3 separate regions of the Homo sapiens genome follow, and all the other regions are linked to region 2. The links are chromatin loops, found by intact Hi-C in ENCODE. Cell type or tissue: GM12878. All regions are shown on one strand. Region 1 holds the start of DUSP2 (dual specificity phosphatase 2). Region 2 holds the start of NCAPH (non-SMC condensin I complex subunit H). Region 3 has its middle 19 kb from the start of NEURL3.

Region 1 (8,000 bases), 190 kb before region 2:
AATAGGTATAGGATTTCAGGTTCGCAAGATGAAAAAGCTCTGGATATCTGTGCACAACGATGTGAATACACTTTACTAAACACTTGATAATGGTAAAGATGACCAATTTTATGTTGCATTTTTTACCACAATTAAAAGTTTAAAAATTTAATAAATAGGAAAGAAGGAAAGGAGGAAAAGAGAGAGAAAGAGAAGGGCAGTTTGCTAGATGACAAGCTATAAAAAGCACGGGGAAGGAAGGAGAGGGGATTGGGGCTGGGTAGGGTGGGATGGGGTAGGGCCAAGGGTGGGGGGTGGGCAGAGGCCTCAGCCACCAGTGCAGCTGTGTGTGAGATGAGGCTGTGTGGTGTGAAGTCCCCTATGACTTAGAGCCCCAGATGTCCCCCACCCACCCAAGCTGGGCATGGGGGTACAAGTGGGTCCCAACAGATGCCTACTCAGCTCCTAAGGAAGGCAGAATAGCAACCCCGGCTCTGCCCAGTTCACACTGGAGTGGCTCACCCCACCCCTCAGACAGCAGTGGGAACAAGAATCACCCTTCATTCGGCCTCACAGAGTGAGCGCCCACCTGTGCCAGGCTCCAGGCACAAGGCTGAGTGGACCCCAGGCCCAGCCGTTATGAGTGTCCATCCTGGTCCAGATGCACACCTCGCATGTGCACACCGGCACATCAGATCAACCTCACTCCTAGGGCCGTAGTTAGCTAACATTTTCGGAGCGCCTACTATGAGCAGGCACTACATGGATTGACTTGTGTAAGTCTACATCCTCAGAGGTGGGGGCTAACAATGAAACTCCATTTTACAGACAAGAAAACTGTATACAGCAAGGTGAAGCAAAACCAGCCCCCGGACTGTCAAACTACACTGCCCTGCCCCACAAGCACACCCTCCCAGGCATTCAGAATGCCGTAAGACAGCAGTTCCCAACCTTTGTGGCACCAGGGACCGGTTTTTGTTTGTTCCTCTGTTTGAGATGGAGTTTCACTCTTGATGCTCAGGCTGGAGTGCAATGGCGCAATCTTGGCTCACTGCAACCTCCACCTCCCAGGTTCAAGCAATTCTCCTGCCTCAGACTCCCAAGTAGCTGGGATAACAGGCGCCCGCCACCATGCCTGGCTAATTTTTGTATTTTTAGTAGAGGCGGGGTTTCACCATGTTGGCCAGGCTGGTCCCGAACTCCTGACCTCAGTTGATCCACCCATCTCGGCCTCCCAAAGTGCTAGGATTAGAGGCATAAGCCACCATGCCTGGCCCAGGATGGTGAGGGGGATGGTTTCTAGGTGATTCAAGTGCATTACATTTATTGTGCACTTTATTTCTATCATTACATTGTAATCTACAATGAAATAATTTTATACAACTCACCATAATGTAGAATCAGTGGGAGCCCAGAGCTTGTTTTCCTGAGACTAGACGGTCCCATCTGGGAGTGATGGGAGACAGTGACAGATCATCAGGCATTAGTTAGAGTTTCATAAGGAGCATACATCCTATATCCCTCCAATGCAGTTCACAACAGGGTTCAAGCTCCTATGAGAATCTAATGCCACCGCTGATCTGATAGGAGGCGGAGCTCAGGCAGTAATGCTAGCAATGGGGTGCGGCTGTAATACTGATGAAGCTGCTCACCTCCGGCTGTGCAGCCCAGTTCCTAACAGACCACGGACAGATCCTTAGAGGTAGCACTGTGCAGAGACAACCCTTGGCTGGATGACACTCCAAATGGCCGAGTGTCCCAGTGAGCCTGAAGCAGGACTGGCTCCCGCACAACCATTTCCAAAGGCCTCAGCACCCCTGCTCACAGGCAGATCACAGCACCCCCTCCCGGCAGCGTCGGCAGGTACCCCTTGGCTTCTGGCGTGGGCGGGGCCCTGGTCTCAGGTCTCCACTGAACCTTAGTCCTATGCTGGGCCCGTAATTGAAGCTCGGCCAAGATGTGCTAGTTGGGTGGGTGTGCAGAGCAATGAATCCCATCCCTGGTGACAGGTCCTCTGCACCAGACACAGGGCCACATGCCTTTGGGGGACATGAAGGAGCTCTGGAACAGGGGACGCTGTGAGCCCCAGCCCTGGGATGTGGGAGAAGAGTAGGGAGGCCATGCAGGCCTGCTGTGAGGAAGTAGAGACCCACACGGCCTGGGAAGTGCCTCTTGTGTGGGCGTGCACACACGCTCCCACAGGAACACCATGCGCAACATGCAGGTGTGCATGGGCCAAGACCACCCACCCCCACAGGACCACACCCTCAGGCACACACTCGCATCCTTCCACATTCCGAAAAGGAAGCGGGGTCTGATCGGGGCAGCACTGGGCCTGGCTCTGAGTCACGGACGGGACCCAGCCTCCCAGAAACAACCCTGTTCAGCTCTGGAGCGAGGTCCCTGTCTGGGAAAAGACGCCAGCCCAGGGAGAACTGGGGCCAAGAGAGCAGCCTTTGTGGGGAGGGTCAGACCTGCCCCTTCCGGCCGCTGGCCCCTCTGCCCATTCACTTCCCAAACCCCAAGGGCACAAGGAAACGTGAGGTCCAAGCAGGCTCCCGGGTATCAGATGAGACCAGATGCTGGGTTGTTGTTTTTTAAATATAACAATATTTTATTGACATATCCTGAATGTTCTGTATAAATATAAAGTGCTAAGTTTCCAACCCCTGCCCACAGGGCTAGGAGGAAGCGGGGGAGGGAGTGTTAAATGTCAGCTGAGCACAAATAATTTTCCAGCGCCAGCACAGGTGTGAAAGGCTCACAGACAGACACACGCAACATGACACACCCATCACTTCCCAAGTCCCCAGCTTCCCCAGGAACACAGGGCTTGGGCTCCAGGCCCTGGGCAGACGAACCCACAGACAGGGCTCCTGGTTGTCACAGCTTGTTCCTTGGAGCTCTCAGGCTGCCAAGGGCTTCAACATGGTGGTGGACCAGGGAGAGTCCACGGTATAGCGTCTAGCTGATTTCTGCCAGAGGATGGGGAGGGAAAGAGCAGACACACCCTTGGTTCCCGACCCCGAATGAGGGCCAGCCTCAGTCCCCCAGCAGAAGAGCACCAGGTCGGAAAGACCAGCATGCCGGCATTCCTAGAGCCCCCATGTGGGGGCTTCTGAAACTCTGAGGAGGTAGCAGCCCTGCCAGAGGTGAGGGGACTGTGCTGGCCCAGAGGGGAGCCCACCAGTCCACAGTCAGCTCCTGCCAGCACAGTGGGGCAGGCAGGCAGAGGGGCACCACCTCAGTGACACAGCACCTGGGTCTCAAACTGCAGCAGCTGCCCCATGAAACTGAAGTTGGGGGAGATGACCCCCCGGCGCTGCTTAACGAAGTCAAAGGCCTCGTCCAGCCGCACACGGCGACTCTGCATGAGGTATGCCAGACAGATGGTGGCAGAGCGCGAGATACCCGCCTGGCAGTGCACCAGCACCCGGCCTCCGCTGTTCTTCACCCAGTCTGCAAGGGAGATGGGGGAGTGGTGTCAGACGGAATGTGCACAGCCCAGGAGACAGGTGCCCCCAGTCCTCTCCTCTGGAGCCCCTCGGGATTTCTGGGCAGAGGTGCCCCCTTACCAATGAAGCCTATGGCCTCCTGGAACCAGGCACTGATCTCCACCATCTGGTTGTCCTCCACAGGGATACTCTTGTAGCGGAAAAGGCCCTCAAAGTGGTTGGGGCAGCTGGCGGACACGTTGAGGACGGCTGTGATGCCACAGGCCTGCAGCCCCTGCAGGTCTGACGAGTGACTGCAGCTGCCCAGGAACAGGTAGGGCAAGATCTCCACAGGGCCACCCTGGAGGGAACAGAGGGGCGGTGAGGCCTTTCCAGCCCAGCCCCGGAGAGCTGGAGCAGCAGCGGGTGGAGACCCCATGGGCTGGCCGAGACAAGAGGACTCCTCAGCCAGTCCTCCTGACCTGAGACAGGTCTCAGGAATGTGCGGAGGACACACCGGGACATACATTTCCCTTCATGCTCCCAACATACACATGCAAACATACACAGACCCATACAGGCACGCGCGAGCAGCCATGCCCCACCCCCTCCCCCAACACACACACGTATAAAAGTGTGTGTATATGGGCAAACTGCTCGCATCCCCAAATGGCAGGCTCTTTCCCTAGAGGCGCCCAGTCCGCGGCGGGGAGAGAGGGAGGTTCGGGGGAGGGGGGTCAATACTCACCTGGTCGTAGACAGGAGCCCTGGAGTCGGAGCGGCTGGTTTTGTCCCCTGTTGGCGGCAGCGCAGGGGCGGGGGCCTCAGAGCACAGATCGGGACAGCAGCCCTGGAAGCCGTCGAAGCCTCCTGCAAGGAGGGGAAGAGCACGATCAGCAGGGAAAGCCGGGCTGGAGTCGGGTGGGGCGGGCCAAGGGCGGCCGGCTTGCTCACCTCGCAGGAAGTACACGGCAGTGGGCCCCGCGCGGGTCTCGTGCAGCAGCGCGGCCAGCAGCACATGAGCCGGGCTGTCGGGCCGGAGCTCCGCCACCGAGGCACTGCCCTCGTCCAGCACCACGGCCCGCGCCAGCTCCCCGCGGACCAGGCGCGTCCGCAGCGCGCGGTCGGGCAGCAGGCAGGCGAGAACGGCGGCAGGAGGGCCGCGCGCGCGGCGCCGCAGCAGCGCGTTCCAAGGCACTGGCCGCGCGGCGCGCACGTGGCGCCGGCAGAAGGCCAGGAAGGGGCGGCAGTCCAGCAGCAGCGTGCGTTCCGCCTCCCGCGGATCCCGCAGCAGCGTGCCCAGCGCCGCGCACTCCAGCTCGCGCGCCGCCTCCAGCCCCATGGCCACCGGTGCCTCTTCCTCTTCCTTTCGGTCTTTCCCGCGTCCCGGGCTCTCGTGGCGGTGGCGCTGCCCGAGCGGTCGACTCCGGGCGCCCTCCGCGGCGGCCCGGGTTAAGTACCCGTGGGCCGGCCTCCGGGGCACCATACAAGGGCAGAGCAGGAAGGCGCTGGCGCCCGCGCCCGCCCCCGCCCCTCACGTGGGGCGCAGTCTGGGCTGACCTGGAGACTTCGGGGCGGGGGGGAGGTTGAGGGGGAAGGCAGGGCGCGGGGACCAACACACCGGGAGGAGGCGGGGACCAGCGACTAAGGGAAGGGAAGGTGTTACCCGGAGTCGGAGGGACTAGCACCCCTCCGTTTTTGCGCCCACCCTTTGACCTGTCCCAAGCCACTCAGTCCTGGGGAACCCAGCTTCTCAGATGCAGGTCCCCCTTTAGGGCCAACGATGACCCTTGGAGTACCCCACCCCCTAACCCCACGCTTCCTCTGCCTTTTCCCTTTCCCTCCCAGAATTTTCCTCTTAGAAATTTGTCACCACAAACATTGACAAATGCCTGCTGCCACGGGTGATTTCTACACTGGATGATGGGGGGGGTCCCTGCTGAGATGTCCTATTTCTCATCTATTTGGAGACCTTGAGCCAGAGGGACTTTCTCTCTCCTCCCCCTCCCCACCCCCCATTGCCTGGATAAGACCAGTACTCAGGGTCTTGCAGTAGGTTGGTGGCCAAGCTAGGCCAGAACACAGTCCCCGGGGCCCAGGCCCCTGGGCTTGGGCCGAAGGGAAATGAGGGGGGGTCCCAGGGCCTTTCATGGGGAAAGCAGGGGTCTGTGACTGGTTTCCAGTTATGTGTAGGGCAAAGCTTCTTCCTCCTGGGTGCAGGGAAAGCCCCCAGGCCCCAGAGAGAAGTACTTCCCCCTGCCACAAGCCCGCCCTGGAGGGAAGTCCGCTGACGCTCCCGGCCCTCCCCAGGCCTGCGGGGATTTCAAGACCTTGGCAAGGGGAAGAGGGAGAAGCAGAACAGAACTGGCCTCCCCCATCCTAGGCCTCCCTGTCCAGCCCCGCCGGGCAGCAAAGTCCAGGGCTAGCACTGCACCCGGAGGACTGGGGGCCTGGGTATCCCCTCCATTCCGCCCTCCCCCAGCCCTGCTGCCGGATGTGGTGAGGCCCAGGTGTGCGTGGGGTGTCTGAGCCACAAGAATTGTTGGCAGTGAACTCCCAAACTCAAGCAGAGAAGTTGAGGTGGGTGGAGACAGCGTCACTGCGCTGGAGCTGCCCTCGCCCTGCCCCCAGCTGCGTGGGATTTCAGAACCCACCCTCCAAGCCCCCAGTCTCCTGAGGCCCTCCTCCGTGCCCTCTGAAAGACCCTTCCGGCTCCCCCACAGACCCCTGTGTCCAGACCGTCTTGAAGAGTGACAGCTGGGACCTGTGGAGAGCCCGCAGCCCTTCTGGACTTGTCTGCCCTGAGTTCCTCACAGCAGTGTGCTGTATGCCTGGTTGTGTGCAGGGCAGCATCGTACCTGTGCAGTTCCACTATGTGTGAGAAGGAGCTGGAGCTTGTGTGTGCTGGGGTCAGAGCCGATGCAGAGGAGAAAAGCCCCAAGGACTCCAAAGGTCCCTGGGGCCACGTCACCCTCTCAGTGTCTCCATCTGTAAGGGGAGCACATCATGGTGCAGCGGCTCTTCCACACTGGCTCCAACGCTCTAAGGCTACTCCACTGTCTGGGCAACTTGGCTGAGGCCCCGCTGTCCCTGGCAGGCCAGTCTGGAGGCTGAGGCAGCAAAGCCCACAACAGAGCCAGGGAGTCTGGGCCACAGATCCCAAAGGCTGATATGAGCCCTTATCTTTGGCATCGGCCTCCAAATGACTTAATGCTTATTCCAGGGGCAAATTACAGAGCGTGCAGAAGGACAATCAGGTCCAGTCTTGCTGCTGGGCCAGGAGCCAAAGCCTTCCAGCTCTGTGGGAGGACCCCAGCCAGGTGGGATCCCTGATTCAGGAGTGAATTCAGCTCAGCCGTGTAAGGGGCTCCAGACCCAACTCCCATGCTGGGCTGGGCCTCTTCCCCTCCTTCTGGAGAATCTGGTATACCTTGCCGGGGAGTTCTGCATGTGGGGAGAGCATTGCTGAAGGTTTGCTCTCATAGCACAGTCCCTGGGGCCTGGCACTCTTGGCCATGACCAGTGGTCTCTTTTTCTTTTTCTTTTTAAGTGACAGGATCTTGTTATGTTGCCCACACTGGCCTCAAACTCCTGAGCTCAAGTGATCCTCCTGCCTCAGCCAACAGAGTAGCTGGGACTATAGGCACGTGCCACCACCCAGCTCAGGACTGGTGATGACTGCCTAAAGTGGCTGCACATATGTCACCCCCTTGAGGCCATTTGTCTTGGGGCTGTCCCCTTTTCAGCTCTGGAACGTGGACTTACGGAGGCCCAGCTTAGCCATGAAGGAGGGCCTTCCCTTTGCCTTCTTTCCCTACTCCCAAACTGGGGAAAGCCCCACCCCCGATTACTGGGTGAAAGCCCAGGGCTGGGGTAAGAAGAGGGGGAGAGACTTACCAGCCCATGTCCCTCTCCTGCTTTTGCTCTGACAAAAGCCCCCCAAGCCTTGGATGCTGCCTGTGGTGATAATGGTGCAGGACGCCTGCTCCTCTCCGCCACCCACTCAGAGTCTCCCCAACCACCGTTCGCCAGAGCCCAGCCTTGGGAGCCACAGCAGAGAGGAGGCAGGGCATTGGGTGTAGGGGTGAGGACACAATGAGGAGGGGTCTCTGCTAGACTGGATGCCCCACAGCCTGAAGGCTCTGGAAGCAGGACCCAGTCCTCGCCACTGGCTGGGAAGGGGCTGACCCAGGTTGGGGGTCCCTGCTCAGAGCTCTCTCTGTTTTTGTTTGTTTTTCTTGGCCTGGCTCTTACAGAGCAGACAATATCAAGTAAGTTTGGGCTCAGCACTGTTTTTAAAATTGAAAACCTGTGAGACTCACCGGGAACAAATGATGATTCTGCATGTTATTCTTTTTATAACCATCTATTTTGACGGCTGTTTAAGCGTCACTGGCTCCTGCCTTTGGGATTCCAGGTCTTTCCTGGCCCTGGCAGCACATCCATCAGCCCCCTGCACAGCAGGTCTCCCTCCCACAGCTGCCTCGCTGCTGCTGCAGAGCCTTCCTTCCTCCTTCCAGCCCCCACCTCCAAGCAGATGCCTCACAGGGGGCGGGAGGTGAGTGGCTTGGCTACAGTGCTTGCGCC
Region 2 (8,000 bases):
TTAGCCCAGTCTTAAGGAGGTCAGGAATTTCATATCACATGCAAACATTAAAGGCATTTGCGCCAGGTGCAGTGGCTCACGCCTGTAATCTCAACGCTTTGGGAGGCTGAGGTGGGCAGATCACCTGAGGTTGGAAGTTCGAGACTAGCCTGACCAACATGGAGAAGCCTTGTCTCTACTAAAAATACAAAATTAGCTGGGCATGATGGTGCATGCCTGTAATCCCAGCTACTTGGGGGGGCTGAGGCAGGAGAATCACTTGAACCCAGGAGGCAGAGGCTGTGGTGAGCCGAGATGGCGCCATTACACTCCAACCTGGGCAACAAGAGTAAAATTCCGTCTCAAAAAAAAAAAAAAAAAGAAAAAAAAGGCATTTGCTTGGAGGCCAAAACGAACGCAAAGCCATTTCAACTATATGCCTACTAAGTCCCAGTGACTTGATGGTTTCTATCACAGACTACATCATTATATAAGCCAGCTGCAGGCTGGAAAGTCAGGGCAAATTTGAAGCCAAAAGATTGCTTGTTCAGGTAGCCAATGGATAACACTATTGTTTCTCACCTAAACTAAGGCAGTTTCCCATTTATTTGGGGGAAGTAGAATCTCCATGAAGAGTAAAATGGGGTGGGGAAGGAAGACGACACCAGCTCTGCTTTTCTGGCAGCCTAGGATTAGTGGAGGAACCTTAACTACTTTACTTTTGCACAAACAGAGGTATTGAGCTTTGTACACCACTGAGATCAGTGATAAATCATTCACTCTTCTTTATTTATTTATTATTATTATTTTTTTGAGATGGAGTCTTGCTCTGTTGCCCAGGCTGGAGTGCAGTAGCACAATCTCGGCTCACTGCAAGCTCCGCCTCCCAGGTTCATGCCATTCTCCTGCCTCAGCCTCCCGAGTAGCTGGGACTACAAGCACCCGCCACCATGCCAGGCAAATTTTTTTTTTTTTTTTGTATTTTTAGTAGAGACAGGGTTTCACTGTGTTAGCCAGGATGGTCTCGATCTCCTGACCTTGTGATCTGCCCACCTCGGCCTCCCGAAGTGCTGGGATTACAGGCTTGAGCCACCGCGCCCGGCCAAATCATTCACTCTTTTGGCACCCTTCATAGTCCTAAAAACAAAACAAAGATGGCATTCAGAGCAGGAGGTGAAAGACCTGCCCGCATAAGGCAGCCCTGGCCCAGAGAGACACTGGGCATGGAGCTGGCTTTGCCTTCCTGCACGTGAAGCTGGAAGCAGCTCAGGTGGCTCCATTATTCCCACAGAACAGCCTCAAGGCTCACCTAGTGGGTCACTTAGTAGCTTTCCTCCCCCAGGGCTTCCAAGCTGTTCTTCAGAGGCTCCTGATTCAGTGTATCACCTAACCCTTGCTACTCTTATGTACACATGGAATCCAGAGGATCACACTTGTCCCAGTGTCCTCCCTCAGATGCATTCAGCAGAGAGAACAAGTGAGGGAGATGACAGGGACCCCAGCATATACTGACCAAGTCCAGTGCGGGGATAGTGCCTTCCCCATTTTATAGACGGGGAAGAAAATGGGGCCCAGAGAGGTTAACATGCCCAACCCAGGATTTAAAATTGTCTTCCAGATGTACTCATTGAATACATATTTAAGTACTTGCTATGTCCAGGGCCAGCACCAGGCCATGGGAAAACCATAGTGAACAGATATGGCTTCATCCTCATGGAGCTGACGGTCTATGTAGGAGACAGACATGAAATAGTCACCCTAGTGCATGGAAAATTGCAGCTGTGACAAGTTCTCCTGAAGCCTCCAGTATGGAGAGTTGTGTGTATCAGGGAAGGTCTCCTTGAGGAACCTGAGGGGAGTAGAAACCTAACTGGAGCTACGGGGGTGAAGATGGGGATGAAGAGGATCCTAGCTAGAGGAGTGTGTGTGTGCAGAGGCCTGGGGGTAGGAGCAGGTGTGATGAGAGGAATCTGAAAAAAGGCCAGGGCAGCTGGAGGGCAGGGAGCAAGGGGAGCAAGGTCCCTGAGGAGGCTGGAGAGGCTGCAGGGGTGGGGAGGCTGGCAGGAAGACCCTTCCAGGACCTTGTAGGACGCTTAGAGGTTCCCAGGGTGGTGGAACCCCTGAAGTGTTATACTTCCGGGAGGAAGTGGTGGGGGACAAGTGGGAGTGACAGCTCAGATTTGGACTCCGCATACACTACTCAGGGCCTGAGGGGGGGCCAGAGCAGGCCAGTGAGAAGGTAATGTGGATGGAAGGAGAAAGGCAGGATTGGCAATTTTTAGGAGGTGAAAATAGCTTGCTTGATGATGGATTGTGTGGGGAGAGAAAGGGAGGGAATCCCCCAGGATGACTCCTGGGTGCTGATTTGGGTTCTTGGGTGGCTGATGGTATCATTTGCTGAGATAAACAGTGTCAACCTGTTTTCTCTAACCCACACAGCCTTACGCTGAAGATTTGAAGGTGGTCACTAGAAGAACAAGTTTATACGAACAACAGATAGGCTTAAAAAGTGGTTTTCAGCCAGGCGCAGTGGCTCATGCCTATAATCCTAACACTTTGAGAGGCCAAGGCGGGTGGATCACCTGAGGTCAGGAGTTCGAGACCAGCCTGACCAACATGGTGAAACCCCATCTCTACTAAAAATACAAAAATTAGCTGGGTGTGGTGGTGGGCGCCTGTAATCCCAGCTATTCAGGAGGCTGAGGCAGGAGAATCGCTTGAACTTGGGAGGTGGAGGTTGCAGTGAGCTGAGATCGTGCCATTGCACTCCAGCCTGGGCAACAAAGCAAGACTCTGTCTCAAAAAAAAAAAAAAAAAAAGTGGTTTTCAACAAAGGGTGGCACTTTTTGATTGCCAAAATGAGCGACAGCACTGATGGCATTTAGTGGGCAAATGATGTTACGGGGGCTTAAGAGCCCACAAAGAGGGCAAACATCCTATCATGCCAAGGATTGTTTCACCCTGAATGCCAACAGTGCCCTTGAAGAGAAACACTGTAAAAGATGCCAGATATGAGAGTTACAAGAAATTCTAGGATGTGCTGGGGATATTCCAGGGAATCACCCTGGCCTTTACTCCCATAATTCAATCCTTAGGGTTAGATGAAACTGAGGGGACAGATGGCATTTTATGCTTATTTCGCTTTTTCGACCTTTATTTATTTTTTGAAGGGTGGGGGGTGTTCACAGGAAGCTATTCACAAGAATCTGAATAAAACGATGGCCTTCATCTTACACTATATTAAATGTACATTTTGTACTATATTTAATGTATACATAGCATTTCTGCATCAGTTCTTCCCCACCTGGACCGCTCCTCATTCCCACGTAGGCTCCCGCTCCCCTCCGTCCCTCTTCCCGGAGGTTTTCAGCGTTTTGCTGCCCACACAGCACAGATCTCTAAGGGAAATAAACCTCGTTTTCTCGATCATCTGCCTCCCCATTATAAAGTAAATTCCACGGGCTGAGCGCGGTGGCTCACGCCTGTAATCCCAGCACTTCGGGAGGCCGAGGTGGGCGGATCACCTGAGGTCAGGAGTTCGAGACCAGCCTGGCCAACATGGTGAAACCCCGTCTCTACTAAAAACACAAAAATTGGCCAGGCGTGGTGGCAGGCGCCTGTAATCCCAGCTACTCGGGAGGCTGAGGCAGGAGAATCGCTTTAACCCAGGAGGCGGAGGTTGCAGTGAGCCAAGATCGCGCCACTGCACTCCAGTCTGGGGGACAAGAGCTAGACTTCGTCCCAAAAAAAAAAAAAAAAGAAAGTAAATTCCACGAAAGACGGGCCTTGCTCACCCTGCTCGACGCTGGGTTCCCAAGCCCAGTCCTGCACCTAGTCCTCGAAGGAGGGGGTTTTCATACTATTTCAGGGGGTCCACCGACCCCAAGAAGCCCAATCAGACGGGGTCCTCAACCCAAAACTCACTCTGACGCCGCCCGCGGAGGCCCGAGGTGGTCTGCGCAGGCGCGCTGCTGGCCCGGCCCGCCGGCGACGTCACGCGGCCGTTACGGCGCTCAGGCGTCTCGACGCGCGCGATTTAAAACCAGCTCAGGAGACGCCAAGGAAAGATGGGACCTCCCGGCCCAGGTGAGCCGGGCGGTCGGGAGGCGCGGCGGGAAGGGCCCCTAGCGAAGCAGTACTTCGGGCGGGCAGGGCTGGCGGGCTGGCCTGGGCGGGGAGAGAGGATATGCTCAGCTCGGGTCTTGGCCCTGCGGCTGACAGCAGAGGCCGGTGCGGGGGGAGGGGAGGGCCGGCGCGGGGCGGGCGGACCTTGTGCGCTCAGCCAATCAGAAAGCGGCTTCGGCCGGAGTCGGAGAGCGCGCGGGCCCTGCCTCACACTCCTCAGTTCCCGGGCGGGCGGTGGGGCGGCCTCCTCCTTGGGCTCCTAAAGCGTGCTCGGTGTCTCTCCATTAAAATGGTGGTTTTCCTGGAATAGACGTTATTTTCAGGGCTTTGGAAGCGATGTGGTTACCGTTGTATGCTTAGCATGCATGCATTTATTTTTGCATCTATTCAAAAGTACTGAGCTCTCCCGTTGGGCGAACAAAATTGATAATATCTCTATACTGTTGGAGTTGGGGAGACAGACAGTAAACAAAAGAAATAATTACACATGAGGCTGAGTGCTGTGATTGAGTATAGCAGAGTAGGGGTGGCTCCGCCAGGGGTTCAGGGAAGATCTTTAGGCAGATACTAGGGAACGTGTTTCAGGCAGAAGGAGCAAGTACAAAAATGAGGCAGGGAAGAGCCTGGCCTGGCCTAGGACCTGACCAGAACATTGTGACCAAGCTTAGTGAGGCCTGACACGTAGGCAGGGTCTGGAGGCCTTGGGTAAGAGATTTGGAAATTGAGTTACATTTTGGACATGGTATGTGTGACTTACGGGAGAGACTCAGGTGAAGGGATCTATAATCACTTAGGTGAGAATTTGGCTCTCAGGGGAGTTATATGGACCACTCAGGGAAGTGACCCATGGATTGAGAAATAAATTTGGATACCATTATCATATAGACCATTAGACCATAAAACCATGGGAACAGGTGAGAACACTAGGAAGGCCCTGCACATCTAGGACCAACGTTTAGAAGCTGGATAGAGAAGGATGAGCTGGAAAAACTCAAAAGACAGTGGTATAGGAAGAAGCCAAGAGTGTTTCAACAAGGAAGGGACTGTCAGCTGTTTCAAATGCTGCTGGATTCCAAGAGAAAGGCCAGAAAATGACCATAGGGTTTAGGCAACATGGAAGTTATAGATGATCACGAAAAGATAGTTCTCATGAAGTTGGAATAGGAACCAGACCAGAGTGGGTTGAAAAATGAGTGGGAAATGAGGAAGTAGACATAGGAAGTGTCTTTGAGCTCAGTAACCATCGGTTGAATGAATGGATGCATAATATCAAAGGCAAGGAGAGAAACCACGGAAAGAAGATTTGGAGAATTAAAGCATGCCTCTAATTCCAAGTTTAGTTTCTCTCTTAGACAAGGTTCTCCTTAAGTGCTTCCTATTTCTGTTAAGGTATCCTCTCCAAAGGTCCAGGTTCCTTCCTTAGCCTGTAGCCTACTGTGCTCACATCCAAATACTGTCCTCATAAGTCCTCTTGATTCAGTTTCTAAAAATGTCTCTTGCCTCCTCCCTTCCTATTTTTACTTTGTTGTTTTTTGTTTTTTGTTTTTTTTGAGACGGAGTCTCGCTCTATCGCCCAGGCTGGAGTGCAGTGGTGCAATCTCGGCCCACTGCAAGCTCCGCCTCCTGGGTTCACGCTATTCTCCTGCCTCAGCCTCCCGAGTAGCTGGGACTACAGGCTCCTGCCACCACGCCCAGCTAATTTTTTGTATTTTAGTAGGAACGGGGTTTCACCGTGTTAGTCAGGGTGGTCTCGATCTCCTGACCTTGTGATCTGCCCGCCTCAGCCTCCCAAAGTGCTGGGATTACAGGCATGAGCCACCGCGCCCGGCCTATTATTTTTTAGAGACAGGGTCTTGCTGTGTTGCCCAGGCTGGAGTGCGTGGCTATTGACAGGTGCTGTCCTAGCTCACGGCAGCCTTGCTGAGCGCAAGCAGGCTCAGCTTCCTGAGTAGCTGGAACCACAGATGCCTGGCAAAGTACCCCACTTCTCAATACCACCTATATCTTTCTAATTCACTCTCTGGTTCCCTGACTCCAACAACCCTTTTTTTTTTTCTGAGACAGAGTCTTGCTCTGTCCCCCAGGCTGGAGTGCAGTGGCTTGATCTTGGCTCACTGCAACCTCTGCCTCCCAGGCTCAAGCAATTCTCCTGCCTCAGCCTACCGAGTAGCTGGGATTACAGACATGCGCCACTACACCTTGCTAATTTTTGTATTTTTAGTAGAGACGGGATTTTGCCTTGTTGGCCAGGCTGGTCTCGAACTCCTGACCTCAAGTGATCCTCCCACCTTGGCCTCCAAAGTGCTAGGATTACAGGCATGAGCCCAGCCTTGTTTTTACTTCCTATTTTATTGAAAAAAAAAAAAAAAAAAAAAAGCAAACAAAAAGGAACATCCCCAAGTCTGCCATTGCACCTGCTCCCTGCCTGCATCTGTGCCAGTGCCTCTGTCTTTTCTCCTGTTACTGAGGATGGGCTTTCTGTGCTCTCTACAAAGGCAACCTCTTTGCCTGCTTGAGTACATTGTTCAGCAAATTTTACCTTTTATTTTGGATGGTCACTGTGATAGGCTGAATAACACTTGCCCTAAAGGTGTCCAGAACCTGTGAATATGTTATCTTACGTGGTGAAAGAGACTTTGCTCATGTGATTAAGTTAAGGCTGTTGAGAAGACTATCATGGATCATCTGGGTGGGCCCAGTTTAATCACAGTGGTCCTTGTAAGAGGAAGGTCGTCGGGGTAGAGTGAGAGCAGATGTGATGACAGAACAAGAGGTTAGAGTGATGGGGGGACAGTGAGCCAAGGAATGTAGGCAGCTCTGAAGCTGCAAAAGGCGAGGAACAGATCCTCCTCTCAAAGCCTCCAGAATGAATGTAACCCTCCACAGCTGCAAGAGAACACATAAACGTGTGGGGGTTTTTTTGTTTTTGTTTTTGTTTTTTGAGACGGAGTCTCACTTTGTCACCCAGGCTGTAGTGCAGTGGCGCGATCTCGACTCACAGCAAGCTCCACCTCTTGGGTTCATGCCATTCTTCTGTCTCAGCCTCCCAAGTAGCTGGGACTACAGGCACCCGCCACTGCGCCCGGCTCATTTTTTTGTATTTTTAGTAGAGGTGGGGTTTCACCGTGTTGGCCAGGATGGTCTGGATCTCCTGACCTCATGATCTGCTCGCCTCGGCCTCCCAAAGTGCTGGGATTACAGGTGTGAACCACCGCGCCCAGCCACATGTGTGTTTAAACCGCTAGGTTTGTGGTCATTTGTGACAGCAGCCATAGAAAACTAATACAGTCTCTTTGCTTCATTCTTTCTACCATGCTGAGGTTTTTGTTTGTTTGTTTTGTTTTTTTGTCTTAAAAATTCCTCACTTCCCTTTCAACTCTCACCCTCTCATTTCTCTCCACCCTTTTACAGTAGAAGTCTTTGGGCAGGGCGTGGTGGCTCACGCCTGTAATTCCAGCACTCTGGGAATCCAAGACAGGCAGATCACGAGGTCAGGAGTTCGAGACCAGCCTGGCTAACACTGTGAAACCCCGTCTCTACTAAAAATACAAAAAAGTAGCTGGGCGTGGTGGCGGGCGCCTGTAGTCCCAGCTACTCAGGAGGCTGAGGCAGGAGAATTGCTTGAACCTGGGAGGCGGAGTTGCAATGAGCTGAGATCCCGTCACTGCACTCCAGCCTGGGGGACAAAGCAAGACTCTGTCTCAAAAAAAAAAAAAAAAAAAGAGAAGTCCTTGAACACCTTGTCATCGTTTGCTGTCTCCAGTTTCTCTTCTCCCATCTTCACTTGAACCACTCCAGTTCAGCTTTCTCCCTTACTACTCTAGGAAAACTGTTTTTGTCAAGATCACTAGTAACCCTAGGTTCTAAATCCAATGATCAGTTCTCAGTCCTCATCT
Region 3 (8,000 bases), 150 kb after region 2:
TCAGGAGGCGGCTAAGGCACAAGAATCGCTTGAACCCGGGAGGCAGAGGTTGCAGTGAGCCAAGATCGCACCACTGCACTCTAGTCTGGGCGACAGAGCCAGACTCAGTCTCAAAGAAAAAACTTTTCACCTAGAGCCAGATGGACCTGAGTTCCATGGTGGCTCCTCCTCTTCCAGTAACCTCGGTTTTCCTCCAGAAAAGGGGACAGTTGTGAGGATGAAACGAGAGCTTGAATGGAAAGGGCCCAGCACACAGTAGGTGCTGCATTGCCATTTCTCCCTGTTGGCTCCCAGCCTCGCGGATAGGCACAGGTGGTCCTCAGCCCACCTGGCAGCCTCGCCTCCTGGCCCTGGGCAGCCCCTTCATTCCCCACCCAGAAAGCACACAAACAAGCCCTCCTGGCCACTGTGAGGCCTGGTGCCTCTGATGTAATTCAGCTAAAGAATTCATGACTAGGTCATGCCCCTCCCAGACACTCCATCTCTTCCCACGACCCTTTCCCAGCTTTTGTTGGCATGAAGGACCTTAAAGCCAGAGAAAACCATGAGCAAGATATGGACACTACAACAATAGCAATTAAATATCTAAGGAAGATGTGGCCTTCCAGACAGGAAAACAGAATTAATCAGGAAATACAAATGACGGCGACGAAAGAAGCTAGCGATACAGCAGGAGCAACACTCAATGTTTTGCGCTTGTTTAATGCTCACAGTATCATGTGATGAAGGAGGCATTATTGTCATCCCCATCTTACAGATGAGGAAATCAAGGCACAGTGAGGTGATTTACCTAGATATTTTCATCTGCAAAGTGGGGATGATGCTGAGTGTTGGTGTGAGCATCAAATGCGTAACTACGCGTGAAGTGCTTAGAGCAGCTGGTGGGTTGGGAGCAGGGATCTATCTGAAGCCCCCTTCTGCGATGTGGTTTTTCCAGTTAAACATGATATTTTTGAGATTTGTCTATGTGACACTCATAGCTCTAGCTCATTCACTGCATGACCACACGGCAGTTCATCCATTCTTTTGTTGGACACTGTAGAAGTTGGGTCTTCCCAGAAGCAGATACCAAGACGAAGTTGGACATATGAGACACTGACTGGGGGAAATGCCTATGAAGGAGACAGGGGGGTGAGCTGGAGAATGTTGCACTCAGATGCCTGGGAAAGGAGAGGGGAAGGAAAGAGGGTGGACAGGAAGAGTCTAGGGCTGCAGGGCCATTCTGGGAATTGTTGGGCCAGGCTGATAAGGAGTCCTCTAAACAATGTCACCATTACAGGCATCCCACATCCCCCAGGAAAGGGGATGCCCAGATACCGCCTCCCTGTACTTCTATCTGGTGCTCCCACATCAAAGATTGGAGAAGCATGGCGTCAGGAAGGATGAGGCGGAGGGAAGCTCACGACAGGCTGGGTCTGTCAACTGTGCTCCTCACAGCAGGAGTCTGAGCAGGGCCTTTCTACAGCTGCCATGGGCATGTGGGCTGTTTCACACTTCTCTCGGCTTTACCCCAAGGAGTAGGGGTGACAGCTGCTCCCACTGCGTGCTGACAGCATCGAATTTCTGGGCCTCATACATTCACTGGGGGTGAAAAAGCCAGCCTTGGGCCTCTCAGAGGCCAGCCCCCAGTCTATCCCCCAAGAGGACACACACTTCCTGACATCTCCTTGTGACTGGGAGAACACACATTTGCTACACAGGTATGGGACCCTCTCTCCTCACAAATATTTTAAAAGGGTTCTACCTTAGGGTAACCCAAGGGCCTGCCTCCCCCCATTTTAGCCAATGGTCATATCCTCTTAGTCTCAATTTAGGGAAAGGACAGGCAGTCTATTCCCTCCAATATAATACTTGGTGCTGTGGTTGAATGTCCCCTCCAAAACTCATGTTGAAATTTAATTACCATTGTGAAGACCTTAAGAGATGGGTGATTAGGCCATGAAGCCTCTGCCCTCATGAGTGAAACAATATTGTTATTGCAGGAGTGAGCTAGTCACTGAGGGAATGGGTTCCTGATAAAAGGGTGAAGTTCAGTCCCCATCTTCCCTCCTACCCTCCACCTTCCACCTTGGGATAACTCAATATGAAGGCCCTCGCTAGATGCCAGAGCCATGCCCTTGGACTTCCCAGAGCTATGAACCAAATAAACCCTTTTCTTTATAAATTGCCCAGTCTGTGGTGTTCTAACAGTAAAAAACAAACAAACAAACAAAAAAAGGAATAAGACACTTGGGCTTCTCCTTCCAAGTCCCTGTCAGCCCCAGGACTGCACATACTCCTGGGGGGAGACAGGCAAGGAGCCAAAATGTATTTGATCCTTTAAGTCAGCGGAATCCAAGAGCATTTGAGGGAGTCAGGAGGGGTCCTGAACAGAAAGCCAGGAAGATGTTTAGGGCCAGAAACGGGGATTAGGAAGTGCCCTCCTCTCGTGGTCAGTCTCCATCTCAATCACTGTGTCCAAGTTGGCCCTTTTTTTGTTGAGAACTTTGTGGGGAATGGGGACTGTTCAGGTGATCCGCCTCCATGTCAAGCCATAAATGGCTCAGCTTGAGGCAGAAGGGAGTCTTGGCTGGGATTCAGCGATTCCAGATCTGGTCCCAACCATACCATGGGCTGCTGTGTGGCTGCAGGCAAGTCACACAAAGCCTCTGCGCCTCAGTTTCCTGGCTATAAAATGAGAATGTCACCCCCTGCTGTGCCCCTCGCACTTCACACAGATCTGAGAGAAACAAGCTGGCTGCGCCAGAAAACCACAGAGGCACCACCTCTAGATTCCTGTGGAGATCCTACCACCCATTCCTTCAAAGGAAGGGACTGGGGAGCAGGGCAGCTGGCAGCAGAGGCTAATCTGCTGTGCAGGTCTGTGGAGGAAGGGACCGTGCGCGGTTCTCTTCCCTCTGCCTCCAGGCTTAGGAGTCATCCCCCACACGCGGGACCCCCAGTCCCCACTGTAGACTTCTTCCAAGTGGAATTTCTTCAACAGTTGATCAGCAGGGGGGTCAGGGCGTGCAGTGCAGGGGTGGGGGTGGGGGTTGCGAGAGGAGTGCCATCAGGGAGTAATGCTGGCGAGGCCTCATGAGGACAGCACGCTGGGGCCCTGTGTGCGATGGGCGCCAGGGGCAGGTGACATGGTGGACCCGGTCTCCCCCTTCCCTCTCCAATTGATCTAACAGAAAGCCTGATGTGAAAGTCTGGACGAGGGAATTTTCCCATATCTGCAGGAAAGCCCCGTAGCAGGTCCCTGGAGCCAGCCCGGGCAGGCCTCCGCTTACAGGACGCTAAAGATCCCTGGTTGCAGTTCTACTTTCTTTTTACTGCGTGTATTCTGCCCCTGTGATAATGATTCATTACACGCTTCCTCCATTGTTTTACTCCAGTGACCTCACGTCAAGGGAACCTGTGATCTCAGGCTTCTAGGAAAGCGAAACTTAGCCGCAGCCTGCCTCTCTCCCAGCCTGCCTTACAAGCACTGTGAGTTGCTGGCTGGCCGAGGCCCTGGCAGATCAGACCTCCTGCAGCCCCAGGGATGGCACGGGCACCGCCACTCACGCAGCCGGTAGAGCGCTCCTAGGGCAGGCCCATCTCGCTTCCCTCTCGCCTCTCCCCCCCGCTTTTGCTTGGGCCAATCCGACCTCCTCACCTCCTCGTAGCTCCCCCAGCACACCTTGCCTTTGCCATCTCTGCATGTGCCGCGCCTGCTGTCTGGAAGACCGGCATCCATTCCCCTCTGCCTTCCAAACTCTCCCTGTAGGACCAGCTCAAAAGGCATCTCCTCTTCAGCTGTTCCTGCTGCCAGGGCTAATATCGTCTTCCTCTTTTTTCCCCACTAGCGCTTCTTTGTCTATTTTGGAGAGGTTTTGTTTTGGATAACTTTTTAATTGAGATGTAACTCACATTATCATAATATTCGTCTTTTTTAAATGCACAGTTCAATGGTTTTTAGTATTCTATTCACAAAGTTGTGCAACTATCAGCATAATTAATTTCAGGATATTTTCCTCACCCTAAAAAGAAACTCCGTACCCTTTAGTTGTCACTCCTCATTTCTGCCTCTCCCCAGCCTCTGAAACCCACTAATCTACTTTCTGTTTCTGGATTTGCCTATTGTAGACATTTCATATGGATGGAATCGTGCATATATGGCCTTTGGTGACTAGTTTCCTTCTCTTAGCATAACATTTTCAAGGCTCATCATGATGTAGCCTGAATCAGTATTTCATTCCTTTTTAAGGATCAAATAATATTCATTTCTACCTTGGGGCCATTATGAATAATTCTTCCATCAACATTTGTGTACAAATTGTGTGTGGAAGTGTTTCCAATTCCCTTGGGTATATATGTAGGAGTGGAATCGCTGGCTCATACAGTCCTTCTGTGTTTAAGTTTTTGAGGAGCCACCACTGTTTCCCAAAGCAACTGTTTTTGGCTTTTTAACCAATATGTAAGCTCATTCTCATTGTTAAAAAAAAAAAAAAAAAAGTCCCCACATGCCAGTGAAATGTTCAAGTCCTCCCAATCACATCCCCATCCCAGTCCTTTCCCAGGGTCACTTCTCTTACCCTCCTGGACCCTTTGCCATTCATATACCAACACACACACACATTATTTTATGCATTTTTATATTCATGACATTTACTGTATGCTACATCCTGTATGTCAGAAACATAATGAAAACGTATTCCTTGGGCTGGATGCAGTGGCTCACACCTGTCATCCCAACCTTTGGGAGGCTGAAGTAGGAGGATTGCTTGAGCCCAAGGAGTTCAGGACCAGCCTGAGCAACACAGCAAGATCCTGTCTCTACAAAAAATTTAAAAAATTAGCCAGATGTGGTGGTGCCCACCTGTTGTCCCAGCTACTTGGGAGGCTGAGGTGGGAGGATTGCATGAGCCCAGGAGGCGGAGGCTGTAGTGAGCTATAATCACGCCACTGCACTCCAGTCTGGGTGACAGAGTGAGACCCTAGTTCCAAACAAAATAAAGTAAAAAAATCAAAAAATAAAAACTTATTCCTTGGAACCACAGCACAATGTTCTATAATATGGATAAACCATGGTTGATATAACCACTTTCCTATTGGTAAATATATAAAGTTTGTTTCCAAGTGCTTTCCTGTCATGAGAATTGCTGCCAGGTCATTCTTGCAAGCAGTGAGTGACTTTCTGGAGTAGACACTGGTGGGCGATAGTGTATGAATAGTTTAAATTTTAGTAGATAATGCCTCCAATGTTTTTGTGTAATTGATTTCTTTTTTGTTTGTTTTTGATTTTGTTTTGAACAGGGTCTCACTCTGCCATCCAGGCTGGAGTGCAGTGGCATGATCATAGCTCTCTGCAGCCTCAATCTCCTGGGCTCAGGCAATCCTCCCACCTCAGCCTCCCAAGTAGCTGGGACCACAGGCACAGGCCACCACACCTGGCCAATTTTTTAATTTTTTTGTAGAGATAAGGTCCCCCTATGTTGCCCAGATTGGACTTGAACTCCTGGGCTTAAGTGATCCTCCTGTCTCAGCCTCCCAAAGTGCTGGGATTACAGGCCTGTGCCACCTTGCCCGGCAGTGTAAAAGTTTTCTAACTGAAATGTTGTACCCTTTCACCATTTCACCATCCAACCAAGTTCTATTTTGTTGGTGTCTTGCTGCTGTCTTAATTTGCACTTCCCAGGCTCTTGCAAAGTTTATTCTCATGTTTATTGACCCCATAAGTGATTGGATTGATTTCTCCGTATGTGATCTTGGACACTCACTGTGAGCTATCTGTGCTTTTCTTATTGATTGTAGGAGTAAGTGTTTTGTAAGTTTCAACATCATTCCATTCTGTTATATGTGTTGAAAGTCTCTACTTCCCATCTATTATCTTGCTTCTTAGTTTTATTCATGGTATCTTTTGTCACACATAAGCTTTTAAAAAAATCCTGCGTAATCAAATTTATCAATCTCTCCTTTATGGCTTTAAAAAATACATGTGGCCAGGCGTGGTGACTCACACCTGTAATCCTAGGACTTCGGGAGGCCGAGGCAGGAGGATCACCTGAGGTCAGGAGTTCGAGACCAGCCTGGCCAACATGGTGAAACCCTGTCTCTACTAAAAATACAAAAATTAGCTGGATGTGGTGGCGGGCGCCTGCAATCCCAGCTACTCAGGAGGCTGAGGCAGGAGAATCGCTTGAACCCAGAAGACAGAGGTTGCAGTGAGCCAAGATCATGCCACTGCACTCCAGCCTGACCAACAGAGCAAGACTCTGACTCAAAAAAAAAAATATATATATATATATATGTGTGTGTGTGTATATATATATGTGTGTGTGTATATATATGTGTGTGTGTGTGTCTCTTTACTTCATTCTGCTCTGTTAAGCTATGATTGACAGATAAAATTGTATATACTTAAGGTATACGATATAATGTTTTGATAAATGTATATATGATATATGTATATATTGTGAAGTGATTACCATAATCAAGCTAATTAACATATCCATCATCTCATATAGTTACCATTTTGGAGGTGTGGTGAGAACATTTAAGATCCACTAGCCTAGCAAATTTCAAGTATACAATACCTTATTATTATTAACTATAGTGGCCATGTTATACATTTAGGTCTTCAGAACTTACTCATCTTATAACTGAAAGTTTGTGCCCTTTGATCAACATCTCCCCATTTTCCCCACCACCATCTCCTAGTAACCACCCTTCTACTCTGTTTCTATGAGTTCAGCTTTTTCGTGTCTGGCTTATTTCATTTGGCATAATGTCCTCCGGGTTCAACCATGTTGTTGTAAATGACGGGATTTCCTTTTTTTAAGGCTGAAAAATAAATACATAGATATAACATTTTCTTTATCCATTCACCTATCAATGGACACTTAGGTTGTTTCCATATCTTGACTATTGTGAATAATGCTGGAGTGAACATAGCAGGGCAGCCATCTCTTCAAGATCCTGCTTCTATTTCCTTCAGATACATACTCAGAAGTGAGACTGTTAGATCATATGATAGTTCTATTCTTAATTTTTTGAGGAACCTGCATACTGTGTTCCTATTTTTTAAGCCATGCAATTGGAAACGCACTGTTTTTCATAATGACTGTAGCAGTCTGTATCCCCACCAGCAGTATATAAGGGTTCCTGTTTCTTCATATCCTCACAACCACTTGTTATCTTTTGACTTTCTGACATTAGACATTCTAACAGGTGTGAGGTGATATCTCATTGTGGATTTTATTTGCAGTTTTCTTGATGATTAGTGATATTGAACACCTTTTAATATACGTATTGGCCATTGTTATGTCTTCTTTGGAGAAATGTCTATTCAGGTCTTTTGCCCAGTTTTAAATCAGGTTATTTGTTTTTCTAATATTGAGTCATATGAGTCCCTTATATATTTTGGATATTAACCCCTTATTGTATACAAAATATTGCAAATATTTTCTACTGTGGCCTTTTCAGTTTGTTGATTGTTTCCTTTGCTATGCAGAAGCTTTTTAGTTTGATGCAGTCCCACTTGTTTTTGCTTTTGTTACTCATGCTTTAGATGTCATATCCAAAAAATCATTCTTCTAGGAGTTTTACGGTTTCAGGTCTTACATTTAAGTCTAATCCATTTTCAGTAGACTTTTGTGCATAGTGTAAGATAGGGTCCAATTTTATCCTTTTTCATGTGGCTATCCAGTTTTCTCCATACCATTGATTGAAGAGACTGTCGCTTCCCTATTCTGTATTCTTGGTGCTTTGTTGAAGATAAGTTGATCATATATGCATGGGTTTATTTCTAGGATCCTTATTCTGTTTTATGGATCTATTTTTCTGTTTTTATGCCAGTACCATACTGTATTGATTACTATAGCTTTGTAGTATAATTCAAAATCAGAAAGTGTGTTGTCTCAGCAGGTGCAGTGGCTTGCACCTGCAATCCCAGCTATTCAGAAGGCTGAAGTCAGAGGATCACTTGAGGTTAAGAGTTTGAGACCAGCCTAGGCAACATATTGAGACTCAGTCTC

Evidence for each region. A loop is a pair of places that touch in the nucleus more often than their neighbours do. Peaks named below come from ENCODE experiments on the same cell type or tissue, not always from the same donor. Only the 100,000 strongest peaks of a DNase experiment are listed, where the experiment ranks them.
Region 1: a loop joins it to region 2, with 4 times the contacts of the local background. A loop is called at or near these places in 4 of 110 quality-filtered maps.
Region 3: a loop joins it to region 2, with 2.1 times the contacts of the local background. A loop is called at or near these places in 2 of 110 quality-filtered maps.

The regions. Positions count from the first base shown.
Region 1 is chr2:96,140,600-96,148,599 of GRCh38, forward strand. DUSP2 (dual specificity phosphatase 2) reads right to left here and starts at 4,841. Exons shown (of 4, transcript NM_004418.4): 1 at 4,368-4,841; 2 at 4,162-4,283; 3 at 3,555-3,774; 4 at 2,570-3,438. The coding sequence starts at 4,755. The coding sequence ends at 3,224. RefSeq lists silencers at 781-830, 891-940, 4,451-5,210 and enhancers at 1,991-2,060, 3,771-3,820, 4,223-4,724, 5,521-6,400, 6,811-6,980 and 2 more. In GM12878, CTCF peaks have their summits at 1,829 (motif pointing left), 3,715 and 7,121 (motif pointing left); DNase peaks (open chromatin) are centred at 1,946, 4,952 and 5,822; H3K4me3 peaks cover 4,673 bases; H3K27ac peaks cover 5,866 bases.
Region 2 is chr2:96,331,784-96,339,783 of GRCh38, forward strand. It overlaps NCAPH (non-SMC condensin I complex subunit H), which reads left to right and starts at 3,983. Exons shown (of 18, transcript NM_015341.5): 1 at 3,983-4,065. The coding sequence starts at 4,047. RefSeq lists enhancers at 3,456-4,297, 4,298-5,139 and a silencer at 4,058-4,377. In GM12878, no CTCF peak of the experiment used is centred here; DNase peaks (open chromatin) are centred at 3,972 and 4,242; H3K4me3 peaks cover 3,541 bases; H3K27ac peaks cover 2,995 bases.
Region 3 is chr2:96,482,800-96,490,799 of GRCh38, forward strand. No RefSeq gene overlaps it. Among named protein-coding and RNA genes, the nearest start is that of NEURL3, 19 kb to the right of the region's middle. RefSeq lists enhancers at 2,623-3,315, 3,001-3,650. In GM12878, no CTCF peak of the experiment used is centred here; a DNase peak (open chromatin) is centred at 3,402; H3K4me3 peaks cover 1,727 bases; H3K27ac peaks cover 4,018 bases.